2 separate regions of the Mus musculus genome follow, and region 2 is linked to region 1. The links are chromatin loops, found by intact Hi-C in ENCODE. Cell type or tissue: left cerebral cortex. All regions are shown on one strand. Links, peaks and the distances in the headings refer to the core of each region. The heading gives the core; the rest is flanking DNA.

What was found. Hi-C counts contacts between places; a loop is a spot of excess contacts. Peaks named below come from ENCODE experiments on the same cell type or tissue, not always from the same donor. Only the 100,000 strongest peaks of a DNase experiment are listed, where the experiment ranks them.
Region 2: a loop joins it to region 1, with 6 times the contacts of the local background. A loop is called at or near these places in 7 of 42 quality-filtered maps.

What each region holds. Positions count from the first base shown.
Region 1 is chr1:93,919,951-93,930,287 of GRCm38, reverse strand. All of the region lies in intron 1 of Gal3st2b (galactose-3-O-sulfotransferase 2B), which reads right to left. Among named protein-coding and RNA genes, the nearest start is that of Gal3st2b, 6.7 kb to the right of the region's middle. In left cerebral cortex, for the core only: a CTCF peak has its summit at 4,977 (motif pointing left); no DNase peak of the experiment used is centred there.
Region 2 is chr1:93,987,462-93,997,798 of GRCm38, reverse strand. It overlaps Gal3st2c (galactose-3-O-sulfotransferase 2C), which reads right to left and starts at 7,294. Exons shown (of 8, transcript NM_001039219.3): 1 at 7,117-7,294; 2 at 6,035-6,353; 3 at 2,539-2,682; 4 at 1,738-1,888; 5 at 1,396-1,487. The coding sequence starts at 1,421. In left cerebral cortex, for the core only: a CTCF peak has its summit at 8,799; no DNase peak of the experiment used is centred there.

The DNA.
Region 1 (10,337 bases), core at 809-8,808:
TTTAACCCCAGGTGTGGGATGTGGGGCAGCTTCAGATTGTCCACAGCAGCTGACTACCATTTGCCTCCTGTGCTGGCAGAGGCATGGTTTTGCCAGCTGCAGATAGTTTCAGCAACTGTGTGACATTTGGAATTCTGGGGACTTTTCAGAGGTTATATACATGTTAGGGCCCCATGAGAGGTTGTCTGTGGTTTGTTAAGTAGTCACACATAAGGAAGAAGCTTGAAGAAATTTAGAGATCCTGACCTCGAATATCAAACTTGTGCCAAGGAATTCAATGTCCTGATCAGCAGAAAGTAGTCTAATGATAACGTCCACCACCACCCCTTTCCCCTCTATCCCTTTTTCTCTCCTATCTAGTGTGAGGGGATTGAAAAGGTGCAATAAGGGCAGAGAAGAACTCACAAAGTAGGCAAAAGTTGGGTTACAGTTGCTATGTAGTCCAGGCTGGTTTGAAAATCAGAGAGGTCTGCCTACTTCTACCTCCCCAGTGCTGAGATTAAAGGTATACACCACCACACTCAGCAGGTAATTTCACTTATTTATTTGCTTGCTTGATTAATTATTGAAATGTGATCTCACTTGTAACTGCGGCTAGCTTTGAATTCACAAGAGATCTTCCTGCTTATGCAGCCTCAGTGGTGGGATTAAAGGCATTGTCCTGTAAAGGCTTCCTCAGAGAATAGAACATGCCATCTTGTGGGAAGCTCCTTCAGCTGGCAGATAAACAACTCAAAATACCTTTAGAAGTCCCTGAAATTGAGCAGATTCAATAGACACCACTACCTCACCTCCAGAGTAAGCAATAAAAGATGAGGGTCTCCCTGGATCTTTAAGACTGAGACCAGAACAACTACCTAGAAGAGGTTTAGATCAACTGAGGCACCTGGAAAGGACAGTCTCCAAACTGCTGAGCTGCCTGGAGGTTGTACAGTGAGCTCCAGGTCCTCAGCTCTGCAAGCTGACACCCATGCTCTGGGATGGGCTTTGGTGATGCAGTTAACTCTGAATCATTTCTGTTTCTTTAAGTAACCTCTCACCCACAAGTAAGTGACCCCAATAAAACTAATTCCTTATCAAATTGGACTTTAGTGGTACACTATCTGTACTTTGGTTACTCTAGGGTTCCTCATCTGGGATGAGTAGATGATTTAAGTATTGTCTCCCCAGAGAAAAGTTGTCACGCATCAGACATTCTGAGGCCACCACACTTAGCCTCAGTTCTTATCTCTCCCACCCTGTTGGGCCAACACAGTGGACACCAGCAAAATATACCTAAGCTTCCTTACTTTACCCACTCCTCTGCAAAGCCAGCCTCCAGACTGGGATACAATAGCTGGCCTTAAGTGACAGCTTACCACAGGGACACACAGAATCCATGCCCACATCGGCCTCCCATGAAAACCACTCACAAGGTCACATAGACCCCCCATGGACAACTCAGTCCCTGAGAGAGACTTCCCTTGAGCTCAGTGCTCTAAAGCACAGGTTTTCATCAAGCTTTCCACCATCAGACTAGGTGCGGAAGAGACAACAGGAACCTGGCTAGTATGGAATGCCCCTAAGCTAAGGGCAGCCCTGAAGTTTACAGAGGTCTGTGCTTTGACCGTCACTAACCAGAAAACCTCTGAGCCTATCTATTCTTTATAATATTCCAACAATACCCCTGAGAAGGGAAGGGTAGATAATTCAGGGCAGAGGCCAACCTTCTCTCTATGGCTGTGAACAAGGACAAGTCTGTCAGGGCCTCAGAGCCCAGACATTCTTATAAAAACAGGGTCCCAGTCATGAGCCAGGACCAAATCACTGAACCAAGCCAGTAAGCCCCTGATCCCAGTGCCCCCACCAAAAAATCTTCAGCCCAAATAGTCCAGGAAATTCTGATACCTCTGTGCTGGGGTGGAACTTTCTTGCGGGCTTTCCAAACTCCAAAAGGCTCTCCTGTCCCAAGTGAAACTGGGCTTGAGGTATAATTCTATGGTTGAGTGCTGCTTCAGCCACAGACTGAAGGGCAAATCCCTGGGTTAATCCTCAGCATCACAAACATTAAGAGGCTGAAACAAAATCTAAAAAGATTGATTTCAATGAAACATGAGCACTAATTCCCCAAATCCAAGCCAACTTCCTTTCAAAGACGAATACCGTCAACATGTTTTGCCAGCTTCTTGAACTATTTTAGAAGACAGGCAAGTGCCCCCCTCGGCTGGCCACCCAAGCCACCTTACCTCTGTGTGCCTCTCAGGATGGACATTATCCTGCCTCAGAGCCGCCAGGAGATGGACAGGGAAGTGCCAGTCAAGACCTTCCACTTCCTTGACTACAAGACAGCCAGTTCTCAGCATGCCAGATGGGGCATAGGTTCAGTGAAAACTGAACTTAAATCCCTAGGAAGCTTACCTACTGGCTCAGGTGTGGTGCCCAATGCCCCACCCTCTACCCCCCATCCCAACACACACACACACATAGGACACACCAGTGACCTAGCTTAACTGTTGAATCCTAATGAGAAATGAGACCTCCTCCAAGGCTCAGAAGGGACAGCTGGCCCTTCCCTCCTCTCCCCTTCCTGTATCACCAGGCGGGCGGAGCCCTGGCAGCTGGAATGTCTGAGCCATGAAGATTTCCTTGGTCAAGTCAGACTTTCTCTTTCTCCTCACCATCCATGTTAGCCCTCTCAGAGAGGTCTTGGAGGGAGTGGCTCCAGATGGACCTATGAGGAATCCACAGATTTCCTAATTTTTGTGCCTAATAGCAATTTGAGGGCGGGCTAATAGTTCTGTAGATGTGTAACTAAATGTCGGAAATACTTTCTTCTTCAAAGCTTTATTTATACTAAGAAGGAAAAAAATTTTTTTACAAACTTGGGATAAAAAAAGAGACCTTTGAAAGATGACTGTGATGTAAGAAATAAATACAAGAATGTATTTTTGTAGACTTTTACTGTATGAAAATTTTATTTCTAAGGAAATAAAATAAAGAGCTTTTAATCTGAATACTCTGGAGGCAGAGACAGGCAGAGCTGCGTGAGTTCAAGGCCAAGGCATACCCTGTCTGGTATAAAACGAAACGGGGGTCGGTAAGGCAGGTCAGCCAGGTCATACATAGTAAGAGCCTATCTCAAAGTTCCTTCCTTACTGACTGAATTAATTTAGCGCTCTGAGAACTGCTGAACATAGTTAACACGGGAGAGGGCAGGTCCCACACAGACTGACAAGATGGCAGCTGACCCACACAGCCATAGCAATCCATGGTATGGCTCCCTAATCCTGTCCCTCGTGGCCAGCTCTGGTTCTTAGCTTAGGAGAAAGCCTTGATCACCGCCCTCCTTGTGTGGCTAAGACAACAGAACACTAAAATCCTTGCCTCTTTGCTTTGGCCAGTGGTATGAAGGTGGCTGTAAGCCAGGGTCGGCTGCTTGTTGGAGGACAGTACCCTGGAGTCTCTCACCACCCAGATGGCAAGGTCGACACAGGCTCCAGAGATGCTGTCTTAGTTACTGTTCCATTGCTGTGAAGACTCCTTATGTGATAAGGGCGACTTATGAAAGAAAGCATTTAAGCAGGGCACTACTGGTGCACAATTTTAATCTCAGCACTCCAGAGGCAGAGGCAGGTGTGTCTCTGTGAGATTCAGCCTGGTCTACAAATCAAGTTCAAAGACAGCCAGGACTGATACACAGAGAAACCTTATCTCAAAAACAAACAACAACAACAGAGAGAGAGAGAGAGAGAGAGAGAGAGAGAGAGACAGACAGACAGACAGACAGACAGACAGACAGAATATTTAATGAGGGGCTTGCTTACACAGAGGGTTAATCCATGGTCATCATGGCGGGAAACATGGCCACAAGTAGACAAGCAGACAGGCACTGTGCTTGAGCAGCAGCTGTAAGCTTACATCTGATCCACAAGATGGAAGCAGAGACAGGGACGGACATACAGACAGACAGAGACAGAAACAGAAAGAGCCTGCCTGGCTTTTGAACCTCAAAATCTACCCCAGTGACACACCTCCTCTAATAAGGCTATACCTCCTAATCTTTACCAGTTCTACCAACTGAGGTCCAAGCATTCAAATACAGGAGTCTGTGGGGAGCCATTCTCATTCAGACTTCCACATATGCCGGGTAGATTCAGAGCCATCAGAGACTCTGAGTGAGGTAGCTGTTAGCCCCATCCACTGAGGGTCTTGCCCTCAGCATAGCAATTCCTGTTCAGCTCACCAGTGTGTCCAACTACTAAGAGATGGAGCCCACAACCAAACCCCTCCCCCAAATTGTGTTATCTCAAGAAGCAGTTGCTCGGAGCTTGTTGGCTGAGAAACTTCAGTATAGGTGTGGTGTTTTGAATAGGAATGGCCCCCGTACGATCATATATTTGAATGCTTGGTCACTAGGGAACAGAGCTACTTGATAGCCATTAGGGCATGTGGCCTTGGTAGCTAAAGAATGTCACTGGGGATAGGCTTTGAGGTTTCAAATGCTCATGCCAATCTAGGGGTACTCTCTCTTCCTGCTGCCTGCTGATGCGGATATAGAACTCTCAGCTCCCTCTCCAGCACCATGTCTGCCTGCATGCCGCCATGCTTCTCTCTTTGTTGTTGTTTTGTTTTGTTTTTTTGTTTTTTTGTTTTTTAGGTTTTTCGAGACAGGGTTTCTCTGTGTAGCCCTGGCTGTCCTGGAACTCACTCTGTAGACCAGGCTGGCCTCGAACTCAGAAATCTGCCTGCCTCTGCCTCCCAAGTGCTAGGATTAAAGGCGTGCGCCACCACACCCGGCTCATGCTTCTCTCTTATGAGGATAACAGACTAAGCCTCTGAATCTGTAAGCCAGACCTTGTTAATATTTTCCTTTATCAGAGTTGCTGTGGGGCTGGCAGGTTGGCTCAGCAAGTAAGAGCACTGACTGCTCTTCTGAAGGTCCAAATCCCAGCAACCACATGGTGGCTCCCAAACACCCATGATGAGATCTGACGCCCTCTTCTGGTGTGTCTGAAGACAGCAACAGTGTACTTATATATAAAATAATAAATAAATCTTAAAAAAAACAAAAGAGTTGCTGTGTTCATGGCATCATTTCATAGTAATAGAACACGGACTAAGAAAAAATAGATAAATAGAGATATCACCACTAATCAGGGCAACAAGTGACCTGGCCACAATGGATCCCAAGTCCATATAGAAAATCACCTTGGTGGTGGAGACACACTTACAGCAGGTACAAGACAAGTTTTGTCACAGAGCACCCCAGTCAGGTATCGGGGTCCCTGGAATGAGGGTCCTTAAAGCTAGGTGAGGTGGGTAAGAATTTGGCTGGGACAAACAGAAACAAACACAGAAGCAGTTTGAATCTGAGTGTATTCTGCAGCTCTCAAGCAGGGGATTTTATACATTAAAAAAAATTACAACTCTTAAAAACTGTATCCAGCAAAATAATCACAAATACCAACAAAAGTCATTTGGCAGAGTAAAGCACAAAAATCATCCAAATGTTACAACTCTGAAACTATGTATTCAGTGAATCACAAGCAGAACAGGTAAGATCATTATTAATATAAAGCATCCAAATATAACAATTCTAAAAGGATTTATTCAGTGAGGCAGACATCCAAGGCTAGTGGCATATTTCCAAGAGCAGGTTAATAAATCCTTATGGTCACTGCTCTTAACCGCCGGGCTAACTCTCTAACCCCATATGTTCATTTTTTATTTAACATCTAATGCCTGATTTTTTAATAAATGTTTGATGCATACATTTTAACTATTTTAGTTCTTTCTAATTAAGGCTTTCTTTACCATATACCAAAACCAACTGCTGATGACACATGTGTAGCTATATGAAATTTCATTGTTGGGAAAGTTTTTTGTTTATCACAACAGTTTTGTAAATGATTTAAAAAGCAAAGCATTGATTTCCCCTGGGATAAGGTCATGCTAGTGACCCCATCTCAAGGGATAGTTTCGTACCCACTATTCTCGCTTAAGAATCTGGCCTAGGATACCCAGGAACACGTAAGTAAGAAAAGGAATAAGAGAAAACAAAACAGATAGATTGCCATGAGAACTACGGTTCAATAATTTTTCAACAGCAAAGAGTCCCACAACCGGTTCCAGGAGAGCTTCCAGTTTTAAGGTCGATCGCTTCAGTCTGGGGAACTTGTCACACAGATCCTATTGGAGGTGGTGTGGCAGAGTTTCAACCATTTCCCAACTAGAACAGATACCAAATGAGTAATCATATTGACACTGTGGATTAAAAAGAACACTGACTTCAGGCCCACACTGTGATGGAACTTGAAGTCATAAAAAAGACAGCTGCCACACATAAGCGGTGAGAGCTGCCGATAACTTACACTGAAATCCAAAATGCCATTTACCCAAGCCGGGAAACAGCCAAACTGCTTCATTCATCTAATTACTATGTGGACACAGGATTTATTTGGGTTTGTTGTTGTTGTTGTTGTTGTTTCATTTGTTTGGTTTTTTGTTTTTTGTTTTTTGTTTTTTTGTTTTTTTGTTTTTTTGTTTTTTTGTTTTTTTCGCAAAACAGGGCTTCTCTGACAGCCCTGGCTATCCTGGAACATGTTCTGTAGACCAGGCTGGTCTTGAACTCAGAGATCCACCTGCCACTGCCTCCCAAGCGCTGGGATTGAAGGCGTGAGCCTCCCCTGCCCATCAACAGTGATACTGGAACAGGGACTTGAAAGTACTTAGGTTTTATAAAGCATGTGCTCTCACCACAGCTGATATCGTTAGGTTTACAAAGTGTTCCCCTTCCCCTCCCAGTTCTTCACGTGAGTTTTAGAGTCCTCACATCCTGGCAAACTGTCTCCTAATTATTAAACATTAAAAGTTCTGTGGTTCCTGACTTAAAAGAGAAGAAGGTAGTGGGGAGGCCTCACCTCAGTCCTTTCAACAACTTTCTTCACTGGGATCAGGTGCTGGGCATGATTCCCTAAGGCCAGCACGCATCTCAGAACTTAGAGGAAGTGCAAGGGGTCTGCCAAGTAGCTCTCCAGGCTAACAGCAGGTGATCTGATGGATAAGCAGTACCAGGCTGTTCTCCACCCTGTGGCTCACCTCCCCCACATTCCACTCAGAACATGGGAAGGGCTGCTTCTCTTCATGAGAGACTCTCACAGATCCTCCTGCCCAGGCTCCACATGTTCAGAGACACACAGGGTCAGAGTGGATCTTCTGTGCCCACCCCCCACCCAAAAAAAAAAAAATCTGATGATACTTTAGCTGCTCCATAAGGGCAGTGGCCCAGAAGGCAGCAGATTGCCCAGGACACATATAGTCAGGTCCCCAAACTTGCACCCTTCTTCCAGACTGTGGCCCTAGTTCCGTGGATTCTCTGTGGTTTACAGGGTCTAAACAGGAAGAAGACACCATCTACTTTCGTGCCACTGGGAACAGACAGGACAGTGTGATATGGCGCTGAGCAGTGGCCCCTAGCCACAGGCTCCTCCAGAATGAGGATCTGGAAGGAGTGGCCAGCCAAACAGAAGGGGCAGTCTGTCATGACCAAGGGGCTCTACCTAGAGGCTGCCTGAGACAAAGAGATTGTGGGTTCTAGCCCCTCCCTAAGGTTTCAAAGACTCAAAGTTCAATTCCCAGCAACCATATGGCAGCTTACAGCACCAAACACTCCTCTCTAGTGGAGCATGATCCTGCCCAGAAGACACAGCAATCCCCAACTGGTCTTGCTGTCCCATGCATTGCATAAGGACAGTTCCATCTACCTAGGGTTCCGCCTTCTCTCAGACCAGCCCTGCCAATGTGATGTAGAAAGTGGAGCCTCCCATGATATGCACTCACTGACAAGCGGATATTAGCCCAGAAACTTAGAATACCCAAGATACAATTTGCAAAACACATGAAACTCAAGAAGGAAGACCAAAGTGTGGATACTTCATTTCTTCTTAGAATGGAGAACAAAAAACCATGGAAGGAGTTATAGAGACTAAGTTCGGAGCTGAGATAGAAGGAAGGACCATCCAGAGACTGCCCCACCCTGGGGATCCATTCCATATACAACCACGAAACCCAGACACTATTATTGCATATGCCAGAAAGATTTTGCAGACATGACCCTGATATAGCTATCTCTTGTGAGGCTATGCCAGTGCCTGGCAAATGCAGAAGTGGATGCTCACAGTCATCTATTGCATGGAAAACAGGGCCCCTAATGAAGGAGCCAGAGAAAGTACCCAAGGAGCTAAAGGGGTCTACAACCCTATAGGAGGAACAACAATATGAACTAACCAGTACCCCCCAGAGCTGTGTCTCTAGTTGCATATGTAGCAGAGGATGGCCCAGTTGGCCATCAATGGGAGGAGAGTCCCCTGGTCTTGTGAAGAATCATATACCCCAATACAGGGGAATGCCAGGGCCAAGAAGCAGGAGTGGGTGGGTTTGGAATCAGGGTGGGTGGAGGAGGGTATAGGGGACTTTCAGGATAGCATTTGAAATGTAAATGAAGAAAATATATAATAAGAAAGAAAGATCAGCGGGGCATGGTGACCCATGACTTTAATCCCAGCACTCAGGAGGCAGAGGCAGGCGGATTTCTGAATTCGAGGCCAGCCTGGTCTACAAAGTAAGTTCCAGGACAGCCAGGGCTATACAGAGAAACCCTGTCTCGAAACCACCCCCCCCCCAAAAAAAAGAGAGAAAGAGACAGACAGACAGACAGACAGACAGACAGACAGACAGACAGACAGAAAGGATGGAAGGAAGGAAGGAAAAAAGAAAGTGGCCCCCCTCAGCCAGAACACAGCTAGCAGGAAAAGTGTGCTACCAAGGCTGATCAAACACTAGTTTGCTTTTCTAGTTGGTGCTGCCTGACCAGCCAGCATCGAGGCCAGGCAGATGTGACCAGAGAACAAAGGATCAATTCTTGATTTCTGGGTTTCAGAACCCAGGCCAGGGGTTGAGGACCAGGAGACTACCTGTTAAGCAGAAGGCAAGGGCAGCCAGGGGCCAGGCTGGAGTGACCTGCAGTAGGGAGGGCTCCAGTCCAGGGGATCCCTCTTATGCACCCCTTTTAGCTCAGGGTTCAATGAGAACCAACAGGAGGACCTATCTGGATGCTAATGGGTTTTCCTTTTTCCAGAGTTGGAGGCAAATATTCCCATCCAAGTTAAATGCACGGTACACATCCCATGAGTCACCTGGAATGTATCCTAAAGACTCACACTGCACTCACTCCCACTGTCCCAAAGACCCACGGGCCACATAACCAAAAATGTAGCTCTCACAACTACACTGCCTGAACACTAAGGCAGGGCCCAACAGCCACCCATTCTATAGATAAATAGGAGTCCAACTTCCCAGGGCAACTGTCCCAAGGCACACCTGTCTAAATAACAGCTGGATGATGACCAACACGGAAAGACTACTGCAGTCCTGTAGATAAGAACATCATGGGCTTAATCCCAGCACCCGGGAGGCAGAGGCAGGCGGATTTCTGAGTTCGAGGCCAGCCTGGTCTACAGAGTGAGTGCCAGGACAGCCAGGGCTACACAGAGAAACCCTGTCTCGAAAAACCAAAAAAAAAAAAAAAAAAAAAAAAGAACATCATGGGCTGGACTATATGCACCCAGGCAGGCCATCACCCAGCACAGGCCACAGTCAAGCCTCTTCTGAACACTGTCCAAGACTCAGAGCCCCTTCTTCTCTACTACCCTGACAAGCACTGTTCTAGAAACCCTGCAGCTAATCTCAAACTAGTCAGGAAGATGCCTCCCATCAAGAGAAATTGAGACAGGTTTTACTGGGCATTACCCCCTACCCATAAAGACATAGCCCCAGCCTGACAAGTTCCACTCCAGCTGCAGAAACAATATGCCCAGGTACTGGGAACAACCTACCCTGCTTCCCACCAAACCACAAAAGAGGGGCTGGTGAGATGGCTCAGCGGGTAAGAGCACTGACTGCTCTTCTGAAGGTCCTGAGTTCAAATACCAGCAACCACATAGTGGCTCACAACCTCTGTAATGAGATCTGATGACCTCTTCTTGTGTGTCTAAGGATAGCCACAGTGTGCTTACATCTAAAAATACATCTAAAAATAAATCAATCTGATTGGGGCCGGAGCAAGCATAAGTTCTGAGTTCAATTCCCAGCAACCACATGATGGCTCACAACCATCTGTATAGCTAGAGTGTACTCATATACATAAAAAAAATAAATCTTAAAAAAATCCCACAAAGAAGAGCTGTAACTTCTGGTAGGTGTACGTGTGTGTGTGTGTGTGTGTATGCACTTATGTACTCTTGCACGTCTGTGTGTGTTCTATAGACAGGAAGTGATTCATGAATAATAATGGCCATGAC
Region 2 (10,337 bases), core at 1,706-9,705, 67 kb before region 1:
TGGTGATTCAGCTAACTTTGAATCATTTCTGCTCCTTTAAGTAACCTCTCACCCACACTCCTGTAAGTAACCCCAATGAAACTCATTTTTCGCCAAATTGGACTTTAGTGGTATCTGTGCTTTGGTTTCTCTTGGGTTCCCTATCTGGGGTGAGTAGATAATGTAAGTTTTGTCTCCCCAGGGAAAAAGTTTTCACACATCAGACATATGCCACCACACTCAGCCTCAGTTCTCATCTCTCCCACCCTCTTTGGTCAACGTGGTGGACACCAGCAAACTATACCTAAGCTTCCTTACTTTACCCATTCCTCTGAAAACCTGGCCTCCAGACTGGGATACAATAGCTAGACTTAAGTGACATCTGACCACAGGGACACACAGAATCCATGCCCACAACTTTATATGCCCCAGTACAGGAAAATGCCAGGGCCAAAAAGGGGGAGTGGGTGGGTAGGGGATTAGGGGGGTGGGTATGGGGGACCTTTGGGATAGCATTGAAAATGTAAATGAGGAAAATACCTACTTAAAAAAAAAAAAAAAAGAATCCATGCCCACATCGACCTCCCATGGAAACCACTCACAAGGTCACACAGACCCCCCCATGGGCAGCTCTGTCCCTGAGAGAGACTTCCCTTGAACTCAGTGCTCTAAAACACAGGTTTTCATCAAGCTTTCCACCATCAGACTAGGGGCCGAAGAGGCAACAGGAACCTGGCTGGTATGGAATGCCCCTAAGCTAAGGGCAGCCCTGAAGTTTACAGAGGTCTGTGCTTTGACCGTCACTAACCAGAAAACCTCTGAGCCTATCTATTCTTTATAATATTCCAACAATACCCCTGAGAAGGGAAGGGTAGATAATTCAGGGCAGAGGCCAACCTTCTCTCTATGGCTGTGAACAAGGACAAGTCTGTTAGGGCCTCAGAGCCCAGACATTCTTATAAAAACAGGGTCCCAGTCATGAGCCAGGACCAAATCACTGAACCAAGCCAGTAAGCCCCTGATCCCAGTGCCCCCACCAAAAAATCTTCAGCCCAAATAGTCCAGGAAATTCTGATACCTCTGTGCTGGGGTGGAACTTTCTTGCGGGCTTTCCAAACTCCAAAAGGCTCTCCTGTCCCAAGTGAAACTGGGCTTGAGGTATAATTCTATGGTTGAGTGCTGCTTCAGCCACAGACTGAAGGGCAAACCCCTGGGTTAATCCTCAGCATCACAAACATTAAGAGGCTGAAACAAAATCTAAAAAGATTGATTTCAAAGAAACATGAGCACTAATTCCCCAAATCCAAGCCAACTTCCTTTCAAAACAAATACGGTCAACATGTTTTGCCAGCTTCTTGAACTATTCTAGAAGGCAGGCAAGTGCCCCCCTCGGCTGGCCACCCAGAGCCGCCTTACCTCTGTGTGCCTCTCAGGATGGACATTATCCTGCCTCAGAGCCGCCAGGAGATGGACAGGGAAGTGCCAGTCAAGACCTTCCACTTCCTTGACTACAAGAGAGCCAGTTTTCAGCATGCCAGATGGGGCATAGGTTCAGTGAAAACTGAACTTAAATCCCTAGGAAGCTTACCTACTGGCTCAGGTGTGGTGCCCAATGCCCCACCCTCTACCACCCTCTACCCTCCACCCCTAACACACACACACACATAGCACACACCAGTGATCTAGCTTAACTGTTGAATCCTAATGAGAAATGAGACCTCCTCAAGGCTCAGAAGGGACAGCTGGCCCTTCACTCACCTCCCCTTCCTATATCACCAGGTGGGCAGAGCCCTGACAGCTGGAATGTCTGAGCCATGAAGATTTCCTTGGTCAAGTCAGACTTTCTTTCTCCTCACCGTCCATGTAAGCCCTCTCAGAGAGGTCTTGGAGGGAGTGGCTCCAGATGGACCTATGAGGAATCCACAGATTTCCTAATTTTTGTGCCTAATAGCAATTTGAGGGCAGGCCAATAGTTCTGTAGATGTGTAACTAAATGTCGGAAATACTTTCTTCAAAGCTTTATTTATACTAAGAAGGAAAAAAAAAAATTTTACAAACTTGGGATAAAAAAAGAGACCTTTGAAAAATGACAGTGATGTAAGAAATAAATACAAGAATGTATTTTTGTAGACTTTTACTGTATGAAAATTTTATTTCTAAGGAAATAAAATAAAGAGCTTTTAATCTGAATACTCTGGAGGCAGAGACAGGCAGAGCTGCGTGAGTTCAAGGCCAAGGGATACCCTGTCTGGTATAAAACGAAACGGGGGTCGGTAAGGCAGGTCAGCCAGGTCATACATAGTAAGAACCATCTCAAAGTTCCTTCCTTACTGACTGAATTAATTTAGCACTCTGAGAACTGCTGAACATAGTTAACACTGGAGAGGGCAGGTCCCACACAGATTGACAAGATGGCAGCTGACCCACACAGCCATAGCAATCCATGGTATGGCTCCCTAATCCTGTCCCTCGTGGCCAGCTCTGGTTCTTAGCTTAGGAGAAAGCCTTGATCACCGCCCTCCTTGTGTGGCTAAGACAACAGAACACTAAAATCCTTGCCTCTTTGCTTTGGCCAGTGGTATGAAGGTGGCTGTAAGCCAGGGTCGGCTGCTTGTTGGAGGACAGTACCCTGGAGTCTCTCACCACCCAGATGGCAAGGTCGACACAGGCTCCAGAGATGCTGTCTTAGTTACTGTTCCATTGCTGTGAAGAGACACCTTATGTGATAAGGGCGACTTATGAAAGAAATCATTTAAGCAGGGCGCTGCTGGTGCACAATTTTAATCTCAGCACTCCAGAGGCAGAGGCAGGTGGGTCTCTGTGAGATTGAGGCCAGCCTGGTCTACAAATCAAGTTCAAAGACAGCCAGGACTGTTACACAGAGAAACCTTATCTCAAAAACAAACAACAACAACAGAGAGACAGACAGACAGACAGTCAGACAAACAGAATATTTAATGAGGGACTTGCTTACAGTTCAGAGGGTTAGTCCATGGTCATCATGGTGGGAAACATGGCCACAAGTAGACAAGCAGACAGGCGCTGTGCTTGAGCAGCAGCTGTAAGCTTACATCTGATCCACAAGATGGAGGCAGAGACAGGGACGGACATACAGACAGACAGAGACAGAAACAGAAAGAGCCTGGCTTTTTGAACCTCAAAATCTACCCCAGTGACACACCTCCTCTAATAAGGCTATACCTCCTAATCTTTACCAGTTCTACCAACTGAGGTCCAAGCATTCAAATACAGGAGTCTGTGGGGAGCCATTCTCATTCAGACTTCCACATATGCCTGGGTAGATTCAGAGCCATCAGAGACTCTGAGTGAGGTAGCTGTTAGCCCCATCCACTGAGGGTCTTGCCCTCAGCATAGCAATTCCTGTTCAGCTCACCAGTGTGTCCAACTACTAAGAGATGGAGCCCACAACCAAACCCCTCCCCCAAATTGTGTTATCTCAAGAAGCAGTTGCTCAGAGCTTGTTGGCTGAGAAACTTCAGTATAGGTGTGGTGGTTTGAATAGGAATGGCCCCCGTACGATCATATATTTGAATGCTTGATCACTAGGGAACAGAGCTACTTGATAGCCATTAGGGCATGTGGCCTTGGTAGCTAAAGAATGTCACTGGGGATAGGCTTTGAGGTTTCAAATGCTCATGCCAATCTAGGGGTACTCTCTCTTCCTGCTGCCTGCTGATGCGGATGTAGAACTCTCAGCTCCCTCTCCAGCACCATGTCAGCCTGCATGCCGCCCACCATGTCTGCCTGCATGCCGCCATGCTTCTCTCTTATGAGGATAACAGACTAAGCTTCTGAATCTGTAAGCCAGACCTTGTTAATATTTTCCTTTATCAGAGTTGCAGTGGGGCTGGCAGGTTGGCTCAGCAAGTAAGAGCACTGACTGCTCTTCTGAAGGTCCAAATCCCAGCAACCACATGGTGGCTCCCAACCACCCATGATGAGATCTGACGCCCTCTTCTGGTGTGTCTGAAGACAGCAACAGTGTACTTATATATAAAATAATAAATAAATCTTAAAAAAACCAAAAGAGTTGCTGTGTTCATGGCATCATTTCATAGTAATAGAACACGGACTAAGAAAAAATAGATAAATAGAGATATCACCACTAATCAGGGCAACAAGTGACCTGGCCACGATGGATCCCAAGTCCATATAGAAAATCACCTTGGTGGTGGAGACACACTTACAGCAGGTAGAAGACGAGTTTTGTCACAGAGCACACCAGTCAGGTATCGGGGTCCCTGGAATGAGGGTCCTTAAAGCTAGGTGAGGTGGGTAAGAATTTGGCTGGGACAAACAGAAACAAACACAGAAGCAGTTTGAATCTGAGTGTATTCTGCAGCTCTCAAGCAGGGGATTTTATACATTAAAAAAAAAAAAAAAAAAAAAAAAAATTACGGGCTGGTGAGATGGCTCAGTGGGTAAGAGCACCCGACTGCTCTTCCGAAGGTCAGGAGTTCAAATCCCAGCAACCACATGGTGGCTCACAACCATCTGTAACAAGATCTGACTCCCTCTTCTGGAGTGTCTGAAGACAGCTACAGTGTACTTACATATAATAAATAAATAAATCTTTAAAAAAAAAAAAAAAAAAAAAATTACAACTCTTAAAAACTGTATCCAGCAAAATAATCACAAATACCAACAAAAGTCATTTGGCAGAGTAAAGCACAAAAATCATCCAAATGTTACAACTCTGAAACTATGTATTCAGTGAATCACAAGCAGAACAGGTAAGATCATTATTAATATAAAGCATCCAAATATAACAATTCTAAAAGGATTTATTCAGTGAGGCAGACATCCAAGGCTAGTGGCATATTTCCAAGAGCAGGTTAATAAATCCTTATGGTCACTGCTCTTAACCGCCGGGCTAACTCTCTAACCCCATATGTTCATTTTTTATTTAACATCTAATGCCTGATTTTTTAATAAATGTTTGATGCATACATTTTAACTATTTTAATTCTTTCTAATTAAGGCTTTCTTTACCATATACCAAAACCAACTGCTGATGACACATGTGTAGCTATATGAAATTTCATTGTTGGGAAAGTTTTTTGTTTATCACAACAGTTTTGTAAATTATTTAAAAAGCAAAGCATTGATTTCCCCTGGGATAAGGTCATGCTAGTGACCCCATCTCGAGGGATATAGTTTCGTACCCACTATTCTCGCTTAAGAATCTGGCCTAGGATACCCAGGAACACGTAAGTAAGAAAAGGAATAAGAGAAAACAAAACAGATAGATTGCCATGAGAACTACGGTTCAATAATTTTTCTCCAGCAAAGAGTTCCACAACCGGTTCCAGGAGAGCTTCCTGTTTTAAGGTCGATCGCTTCAGTCTGGGGAACTTGTCACACAGATCCTATTGGAGGTGGTGTGGCAGAGTTTCAACCATTTCCCAACTAGAACAGATACCAAATGAGTAATCATATTGACACTGTGGATTAAAAAGAACACTGACTTCAGGCCCACACTGTGATGGAACTTGAAGTCATAAAGAAGACAGCTGCCACACATAAGCGGTGAGAGCTGCCGATAACTTACACTGAAATCCAAAATGCCATTTCCCCAAGCCTTGAGAAAGCCAAACTGCTTCATTCATCTAATTACTCTGTGGATACAGGATTTATTTGGGTTTGTTGTTGTTGTTGTTGCTTCCTTTGTTTGGTTTTTTGTTATTTTTTTTCCCAACACAGGGCTTGTCTGACAGCCCTGGCTATCCTGGAACATGTTCTGTAGACCAGGCTGGTCTTGAACCCAGAGATCCACCTGCCACTGCCTCCCAAGCGCTGGGATTGAAGGCGTGCGCCTCCCCTGCCCATCAACAGTGATACTGGAACAGGGACTTGAAAGTACTTAGGTTTTATAAAGCATGTGTTAGGTTTACAAAGTGTTCCCCTTCCCCTCCCAGTTTTTCACGTGAGTTTTAGAGTCCTCACATCCTGGCAAACTGTCTCCTAATTATTAAACATTAAAAGTTCTGTGGTTCCTGACTTAAAAGAGAAGAAGGTAGTGGGAAGGCCTCACCTCAGTCCTTTCAACAACTTTCTTCACTGGGGTCAGGTGCTGGGCATGATTCCCTAAGGCCAGCGCGCATCTCAGAACTTAGAGGAAGTGCAAGGGGTCTGCCAAGTAGCTCTCCAGGCTAACAGTAGGTGATCTGATGGATAAGCAGTACCAGGCTGTTCTCCACCCTGTGGCTCACCTCCCCCACATTCCACTCAGAACATGGGAAGGGCTGCTTCTCTTCATGAGAGACTCTCACAGATCCTCCTGCCCAGGCTCCACATGTTCAGAGACACACAGGGTCAGAGTGGATCTTCTGTGCCTTCCCCTAAAAAAAAATCTGATGATACTTTAGTTGCTCCATAATGGCAGTGGCCCAGAAGGCAGCAGATTGCCCAGGACACATATAGTCAGGTCCCCAAACTCGCACCCTCTTCCAGGCTATGGTTCCAGTTCACTGGATTCTCTGTGGTTTACAGGGTCTAAACAGGAAGAAGATACCATCTACTTTCATGCCACTGGGAACAGACAGGACAGTATGATATGACGCTGAGCAGTGGCCCCTAGCCACAGGCTCCTCCAGAATGAGGATCTGGAAGGAGTGGCCAGCCAAACAGAAGGGGCAGTCTGCCATGACCAAGGGGCTCTACCTAGAGGCTGCCTGAGACAAAGAGATTGTGGGTTCTAGCCCCTCCCTAAGGTTTCAAAGACTCAAAGTTCAATTCCCAGCAACCGTATGGCAGCTTACAGCACCAAACACTCCTCTCTAGTGGAGCATGATCCTGCCCAGAAGACACAGCAATCCCCAACTGGTCTTCCTGTCCCATGCATTGCATAAGGACAGTTCCATCTACCTAGGGTTATGCCTTCTCTCAGACCAGCCCTGCCAATGTGATGTAGAAAGTGGCCCCTCTCAGCCAGACCCACAGCTAGCAGGAGAAGTGTGCTACCAAGGCTGATCAAACCCACTAGTTTGTTTTTCTAGTTTGTGCTGCCTGACCAGCCAGCATTGAGGCCAGGCAGATGTGACTAGAGAACAAAGGATCAATTCTTGATTTCTGGGTTTCAGAACCCAGGCCAGGGGTTGAGGACCAGGAGACTACCTGTTAAGCAGAAGGCAAGGGCAGCCAGGGGCCAGGCTGGAGTGACCTGCAGTAGGGAGGGCTCCAGTCCAGGGGATCCCTCTTATGCACCCCTTTTAGCTCAGGGTTCAATGAGAACCTGTGGGGAGCGGGTGTGGCGGCAGTCCCAAAGGCGCCAGGGACTGCAGCTAAGTCATATGACTTGCACCTGACTTCCTCATATAAGACACAAACATCTTGAGTGCTGCGCAGGTGTACCAGGATACAGGTGAATCCAATTTGGTGGAGATTTGCCCCTGCTGCCCTGATTAGCTGAAGCCTTGTGACTGGCGAGGGGGTGTGGCCTGCGGTGCGTGGATGAGAGAGAGTATAAAAGAGTGAGAGGCCCAGGGTTCGGGGGAGATATAAAAACAGGGGAGATATAAACAGGGGAGATATAAACAGGGAGATATAAACAAGGGAGAGATATAAACAAGGGAGATAAAAACAAGGGAGATATAAACAAGGGAGATATATGGAGAAAGAAGAAACAGGACTGAATAAATGTGTGCAGAAGGATCCTGTAGCAGCGTCGTTCTTCCTGGCCTGTTGAGCGCGCGCAAGAAGAACCAACAGGAGGACCTATCTGGATGCTAATGGGTTTTCCTTTTTCCAGAGTTGGAGGCAAATATTCCCACCCAGTTAAATGCACGGTACACATCCCACAAGTCTTCTGGGATGTATCCTAAAGACTCACACTGCATCCACTCCCACTGTCCCAAAGACCCACGGGCCATATAAACATAAGTGTAGCTCGCACAACTACACTGCCTGAAGACTTAAGGTCCAGCAGCCTCCCAGTCTATAGATAAATAGGAGTCCAACTTCCCAGGGCAACTGTCCCAAGGCACACCTGTCTAAAAAACAACTGGATGATCACTCACATGGAAAGACCACTGCAGTCTATAGATAAGAACATCATGGGCTGGACTATATGCACCCAGGCAGGCCATCACCCAGCACAGGCCACAGTCAAGCCTCTTCTAAACACTGTCCAAGACTCGGAGCCCCTTCTTCTCTACTACCCTGACAAGCACTGTTCTAGAAACCCTGCAGCTAATCTCAAACTAGTCAGGAACATGCCTCCCATCAAGAGAAATTGAGACAGGTTTTACTGGGCATTACCCCCCACCCATAAAGACATAGCCCCAGCCTGACAAGTTCCACTCCACCTGCAGAAACAATATGCCCAGGTACTGGGAACAACCCACCCTGCTTCCCACCAAACCACAAAAGAGGAGCTGGTGAGATTGCTAAGTGGGTAAGAGCACTGACTGCTCTTCTGAAGGTTCTGAGTTCAAATCCTAGCAACCACATGGTGGCTCACAACCTCTGTAATGAGATCTAACTCCCTCTTCTTGTGTGTCTAAAGATAGCCACAGTGAGCTTACATCTAATAATAAATAAATCTGATTGGGGCCAGAGCGAGCATAAGTCCTGAGTTCAATTCTCAGCAACCACATGATGGCTCACGACCCCTTGAACAGCTACAGTGTACTCATATACATAAAAAAAAATCTTTAAAAAAAACACATAAGAGGAGCTGTAACTTCTTGTAGCTGTGAACTCACACACTCTTGCACATGTATCTGTTTGTGCTCTACAGACAGGAATCTATCCATGAATAATGGCCATGACTATCCCATGCCCTCTAGCTGTGAGTCTATGCAGGACATGTCCCAGTCTGTTCTCAGACCTGGGGCAGGAAATGTCAAGGACTTTTCAGGGACAGACCCGGCCCTAACCAGTGATAAGGGCCATGCTGAGGAAAAAATAGTTACCTTAGGACATTTGCACGTTTTTTTTTTTTTAAGAAAAAAAAAAAAAAAAAAAAAAAAAAAAAAAAAACATGATACCAGGTTCAGAGCTTGGATACGCCACCATGAAGGAGTGCACTAGGGTTAGTGACCTCAACACAGCAGCTCCACTGAAACTGGGCTTGCCCTCTGCTCCCACTGACAGCCTGGGGAAAGGGATCATCTTCAAATGCCTATGGGTCACCTACCTGACCAGACTTTGAGATTCTAGATGGGCAGCAATGAGGAGTTGCAACCAAGGTACCCAGCAGTGTCTTCTACATCACCTATATCCAGGGGCAGGAGCTGGTTCACAGTGGTTACCAGTGGGTAGTGTGATGGACCGGGAGAACATAACCTGGACCAGTAAGGTGTCCATGTCTGCAACCATACAAAGCACTGTCTCCTAATCATCTCGTATGACAGCTGTCCTCTTTCTGTGAAGCAGGCTGCTATGGAAGACCACATAGCCCCTTGTCGTCCTGGGCAGGGTCTGCACATGCCCAAGCCACCTCCCTAGGGCTGAGACTCCAGGCCATGCTTGCTCACATCACAGAGAAGCTGCTGATCCTCGGTATACTCCTCCCACCGTCCTGGTTAGGTAACGATGTCTCATATTGCAATGGTTTAGATATCTGGCAGTGGAATCCTAAACTTCTAATCCAAACACAATACCCTCTCCCAGCTTGCACACTGGAGACTTCCCGTCTGTGTGGAATGGGAGTAGAGTCCTCATGGTCACCTGTTCTAGCTTTTTAAGACAGGATCTCACTATGGAACCCTGACTGGCTTGGAACTCTCTATATCAGAGATCTGCCTTCTCTGCCTCCCAAATGCTAGATTACAAACCAGCATCACCACACCCAGCTCTCTCCCACAGGGAGAGACATCTTCTGACTGTAGGCTTACTCTTCTGTGGGGAGGTGTGAGAGACTACAGGCATTAAGGAGATGGCTGTGTCAGAGGCCTGAGGAGCCTGGAGTAATCTCATTGGTCAGTTAGCAAGTCCATTTTCCCATCTGTTTCTAACTAGGTTTTCTGCATGGGTGGAACTCACTACTCCACTGGTCAGTGGTAACAACATTAGATGGTTTGTTTTACAGCTACACTCTGCTACACCAACCATGCTCTATTTCACAGGCTCTAACTTCAAAATGCACTCTCTTCAAAACACAAAAGAAAAGCTAGAGGCGACCTAAGAAGAGACCCTTCCCCTGGGATGGATGAATCAAAGGGGGCTTCACATAGCTCATCAAGAGCAAATGGCAGCCCCTTCGCTTACCACATACCCTGTGAGCTTCACAGAACAATGCTCAGAGGAGCAAGAGGAAGGCTGGTCCTGGCAGGAAGGGCTCCACACGTACCTGTGTTGGGATCCCCACATTCGCTATAACCTATCTGTAGCAC